Regions from separate parts of the Mus musculus genome. Here region 1 is linked to region 2. The links are chromatin contacts, found by POLR2A ChIA-PET in ENCODE. All regions are on one chromosome and are shown on one strand. Each heading gives the region's core, a stretch centred on a gene start or an enhancer-like site at or near the end of the contact. The rest is flanking DNA. Distances are from core to core; before and after follow the strand shown.

The links. ChIA-PET counts read pairs that join two places held with the same protein, here RNA polymerase II (POLR2A).
Region 1: POLR2A ChIA-PET joins it to region 2 with 20 read pairs in Patski. The contact joins the promoter of Eif4h here to the promoter of Clip2 in region 2. POLR2A ChIA-PET finds 5 or more read pairs at or near these places in 2 of 5 experiments (Patski and embryonic stem cell).

The regions. Positions count from the first base shown.
Region 1 is chr5:134,638,145-134,640,844 of GRCm38, forward strand. It overlaps Eif4h (eukaryotic translation initiation factor 4H), which reads right to left and starts at 1,265. Exons shown (of 7, transcript NM_033561.2): 1 at 1,097-1,265. The coding sequence starts at 1,155.
Region 2 is chr5:134,551,085-134,553,784 of GRCm38, forward strand. It overlaps Clip2 (CAP-GLY domain containing linker protein 2), which reads right to left and starts at 1,350. Exons shown (of 17, transcript NM_009990.3): 1 at 962-1,350.

The DNA of each region.
Region 1 (2,700 bases), core at 15-2,514, 87 kb after region 2:
CTATTGTGATATTCTCCGGGCAAGTCACCTTTGCTGTAAAAAAGGATAAAAGCCAAGTGTGTCCTTGACAAATAAACAAGACGATTAAATTGTCCCATAAAACTCCTATAAGCTTAAAAAAAAAAAAGAAAAAAAAGCAAGTGGCTGATGCTTGTTTATTTCTATTGTTTGGCAGGAGACTGAATCCAAGATATGCTAGACAATCGCTCTGTGACTGAGCCACAACCCCAGCTGGTAACGTGTTATTTAAAAGGGCACAAACTATCCGGGCGCCCGTTTTTTGGAATTATGCACCAGGAGCTATCTATTCATCAGTAAAGGATTTAGGGAGGTGGGAGGAGGACTGGTTTTAAAGTATGTTGTCTTTATCTGACCGGAATCAGAACGAAGCGAAAGCGATTCCCCAGGTCAGGGAAGAAACTGGGAAGAAATCAACAATCTCCGCCAGCAGACACGTAGTATCTGTCAATAAGGCATTCGAAACGCCAGGGAGGCAGAGAGAAAGAGCCACGCACACTCCCCACTACGGTGGATTTGTTTTGGTTCAGGTCCCCGCTCCCTGTCTCCCTCGCTGGATCCGACGGTCCCAGCATCCAGACTCGAATCGGAAGGGAAATCGCCCCTCTCGCTGCCGGCGGGCCTCTCGCAGAAGCGACCCAGGGGCTCCGCCAGGCAGCGGGGACCCTGGAGAGGGGCAGGCCGCTTCCGCCGCCGCCGCCCGCTTCCGCGCTGCATCCCAGCCCGGAGCGCGCTGGGGAGAAAGCTGGACGCGGCGGGCGGGCACTGGTATCCCCGGGAAACCCTCCGGTGTCGCTGTGATCTAACTTTCCGACCGAGGCCCCGCAGGGTGCCGGGTCCGGGGCCGGCGCGGAGCCGAGGGCAGGATGTGCGCCGCGAGCAAGCGAGAGACCCGCAGCCTAACCGTCGCCAGCCGCTCCCGGAGCGCGCCATTTCCAGGCCTCGCCTCGGGCCTGCTCAGGCCGCTTCCCGCCGCCCGTCTCGAGTGAGCGCGGCAAGGCCGCCTCCCCCTTCGAACCTTTCGGCACTCCCCCCGGCCGAGCCGCTGGCCCGCCTGACCGCGCCCCGCTCGCCTCACCCTCTACCGCCGCCGAAGCTGCTGTAGGCCCGATCGTCGTAGGTATCGAAGTCCGCCATTTGCCGTCTCCGCTCCTTGAGGAACCAGCGGGCCAGCGAGGAAGGACCCCGCAATATAACTCCTCCTCCCCCCGCCCGCCCCGCTACCGGGGCTGTCCGCCGCGCTGCCTGATCGCAAGTCGCACGCACGCATGCGCGCGCCGCCGCGCCCGGCCTTGGGCCGACGGGGCCCGCTGCTGGCCCCGGCGCGCTCTGCGGCCCACGTGGTGCGGCGGCCGGCCCCCGGGGCGCCGCGCGCACGCTCTGCCCTCCCAGGCCCATTGTGTGCTAGCTTGCTGCTTTCACGCGTGGTTGCCTCTTACTGTCCTTGCCCCGCCCTGCCCCGTGGTCACCTACCCCTCGGGCGTTGTCTGTCACCCTGCACGCTGCTTTCTCATTGTCACTAGATTCAGTTTGGGTTTTGTGGAGCCCAGGCTGGCCTGGAGCTGGGGCGCTGTAGCTGAGGATGACCTTGAACCCCTAGTTTTGTTTTTTGTTTTTTTGGGTTTGTTTTTTTGTTTTTTGCTCTCTCCCTTTCTCAAGGGCTGGGGTGACAGTGTGCCACTATGTTGGGATCTCTGGTATCACGTTAGATTTATTAAAGTGCCCTAGGTCTGCCCCACTTGGTCCCACTTGGGCACAATTCTTCAGGACAAATGGTCCCTGGGTAAAGCTAAAAGGAAGACAACCTGTTCTAGGTAGAGGTCCCTAGATGACCAAGGGCAGAAGGCTTGTAAGTGAGAATGGTGTGTGTGTGTGTGTGTGTGTGAACAAGACGAAGTGAAATATCTTTGTTTTTGAGACCTGCTACAAACGACGTGGTGGTAAATATCTGTAATCCCTACTCTAGGAAGACTGAGACTGGTCTCCAAAATAAAATAAAATAAATAAAAAACAAAATAAATCTTATAAAGACAAAACAAATTGTATTCTCTGTCTGGGTATTGGGGAGGGGTGGTGAAGATGAGGCTGTTTGTAGTTGAACTGATAAGAGATTAGATATGTTTTATTTTTGCAGGAGTCTGCTCTGAAAAAGAAATTTTAAGGGTGGGCAGGTGGGCTCAGTGAGTGAGGATGTTTGTTACCAAGCTTGACCTGAGTTTGATCCCCAGGACCCACATGGTAGAAGATGAGTCTCTCTCTCTCTTTCTCTCTCTCTCTCTCTCTCTCTCTCTCTCTCTCTCTCTCACACACACACACACACACACACACACACACACATCTAGCGGGAGGACCAGGTACATAGACCCTGTCTCAAAAAAAAAAAAAAAAAAAAAAAAAAAAAAATTCAACCAAGATGGACAGCTCCTAAGAAGTGACTCCTAAATTAGGAAGTGGTAGCAAAGGCCTTTACTCCCCTCATTCTGGAGGCAGAAGCAGGCGGATCTATGAATTTGAGGCCATCCTGCTCTACAGAGTGAGTTCGAGGACAGCCAGGGATACACAGAAAAACCCTGCCTTGAAAAACCAAGAAGAAGGAGAACCTCTGAATTTTACAGCACTTTTTTGTACCCCTGACACACAAAGACACAATGTTTTAAAAAAAACAAAACAAAACTACAGAAC
Region 2 (2,700 bases), core at 100-2,599:
CCACGTGGTGCTCTCTAGCTCCTCAGAGCACAGCCCTAGGCCAGCCCCATCCCCAGCGTCCTCTGTCGGGGCACCCTTCAAGATTAAAGCCAATTCCTAGTTCCACAACCGTCCAGGCCCCTGCCCATTTGTAGTCCAGAAGACAGGAGCGGGATCTCAGAGGCTGGATTGTGATTCCTCTACCCCTAAGGTGTTCCTCTGCAACGACCTTTCCAGGCTTTGGCCAGGATCGGGAGAAGGCACGCGTGGCAAAGCCCAGTGAGTCCAGGACAAACACACAGGCCCCTCCTGAGGATCCACGCGGGCTAGCCCTGGAGGCTCAGCCCTGCATCCTGCGTCGCCACTGCCCCTCCCTGGGGGGAGGGAAAAAAACTGCTGCCTCACCAGCTACCAGCGCCAGCTTGGGGGGGCAACCCTGCGGAAAGCCACCCTGCCTGGGCCTCCCCCTTACCCTATCCTCTGCCAAGCCAGGCTCTCCAATCAAGTTTTGCTAAGGGCACCAACCAGGCGACCCCAGGTGGCGGGGCGGGGGCCTCCGTGTCTCATCCCAGATGCCAGGTCTGAAGATGAGAGCTGATGGCCGCGCCCACCAGGCTGTGCCCCCACAGAGCCTGTGTGAGCCTTCCCCAAGAGCTCTGCAGCTTGTCCTGGATCCGCTCTTGGAAAGAGGACGCCAACAAAAACACCCGAATCCCAAGCTATGGATGTTTGCACCATCTGGACGTGCAATCCAGGGGCGCCCCCAACCCCAGCAGCGACCTGGGTTAAGGAAGTTGGGGTTCACCCCGCCCACGCCCACCAGCGGCAGCGACCCTGTCCGCTGTCCTTGCCCACGCGACGACAATGGCTTGGTGATAGCACCCCCTTTTCTTTCCAGGATAGGGTGCCGCCGCCCCCCGCGACTCTGCGTCCTTTGTTGCCCGCGCGCCCCCATCGCGCGCGTCCCCAGAGCGGCGCCTACCTTGGAGCTCCAGCAGCGACCAGGACCCGACACCCCTCGCCTCCTCTTGGTCCGCGCGTCCCGGGAACGAGGATGCTGCGCCGGTCTCCTCACGCCGATACACTAACCGGGTCTCCGCGCTCGGAGTCCGGGCCTCGCACAGGATCTACGTCCAGAAGGGGATAGAGGGAGGGGCCGATCCAGTAAGCCCGGCCGCTGCCTGCGCGCCCCGAGGCGGAGCCGAGCTGAGTCGAGCCGAGCGGGGCCGAGCCGGGAAGATCCGAGCCAAACGGGGCGGAGGCGAGAGAAACCGAGCAGAGCGGAGCCCGGTGGAGCCCTGCCAAGGTGAGCCGAGCCCAGCCGAGAGAAGCCGAGCGCCAGGAGAGCTCAGCGGCCAGAGAGCGAACAAAAGGGGCCGGCGTAGCGGCGGGCGCAGGAAGGCGGGGCCCGGAGCGCGGGGGGTGGGGGGGAGGTTGGGGGCGGTGCCCACAATCCTGGTCTCCGGGTTCTCAGGCAACAGTGACGCGCAAAGACTGGGGAGCGGGCGGGCAGAGAAGTCTTAGGAACCTGGTCTTCCCCATCAAGACCATCTACAGCTGACTTGAGCCTTGGAAATAGATTTCACTCACAGGCCCTTCAGCCCTACGCATTTATGTGTGTTCCAGTTTCTGTTTCAACCCTGCATTGCTTATGTAAATATTCCATATAAGGAGACTGAGACACTTAGGAACGTAAGGGGGCGGGGCTGGGATCTGGAAGGCTTTTCGCAAGGGTTGACTTAGGGACTGTGTTCAAAGAGGCGAGGAAGGGGAATGATGCAAATGACCAGAGAGCTTCAGGGGTACCACCTGACACCTGACACTAGGCAAACTGAGCGGGAGGACAAGCGGAGCTACACAGTGAGACTCTGTCTCAAAAAAATCCTTAAGGTCTCACTCAGCGTGGTGGTACGTTAACCTCTGGACCTCAGTTTCCCCATCTTTAAAGGAGGCAGGGTGTTTTTTAGTTCATCAGAACAAAAAGGTAGTTGTGCATTGATGCCAACAGTAGGCCAGCCCAGAGGAACTCTTGCAGTGAAGAGAGTCTGTGTGAGAAGAGCCAAATTCCTCAGAAGTGGACCGTATACAAAGTAAAGAGTGGGTTGTTCGAGAAAGAGCAAGTTTTACGTAGCTAGATGGACAGTTTCAGTGTTGAAATAGGACCTAAATCATGGCAGACTGGAACGAATCCACCTCTTAGGTTGGGTCCTGGCTTAGAGGTAGAGCACCTACCTAGGATAACCCCAGGGAGGGGCTGGGGGCGGGGCTCAGGGGTAGAGCCCCTGCTTAGCATTACTGAAGCCCCAGGTTCCATCCACTAACAGAAAAATGAAATAGCTGGCCATGGTAGCACCTGCCTTTAATCCCAGCACTTGAGACGCTGTAACAGACTGATCCGTATTAGTTTAAGCCCAGCCTGGTCTACATAGAGAGTTCCAGGCCAGACAGGGCTACATAGTCTCAAAAAGAAGGAAAATTAATACCACAGATAAAAGAGTTAAAGTTCACACTTCAACCATCAACCATAGTTCTCTGTCTGTAAACCCTTCAATGTGTGTCTTAGAAAGAAAGGATGAGGGCTGGAGAGATGGCTCAGTGGTCAAGGGCATACATTTCAGCTGGGTGTGGTGGTGCATGCCTTTAATTTCAGCAAGTTAGGGGCTGCACTCTGTAGCTTGAAGCCAGCCTGGTCTGCATAACAAGTTCCATGCCAGCCAAAAG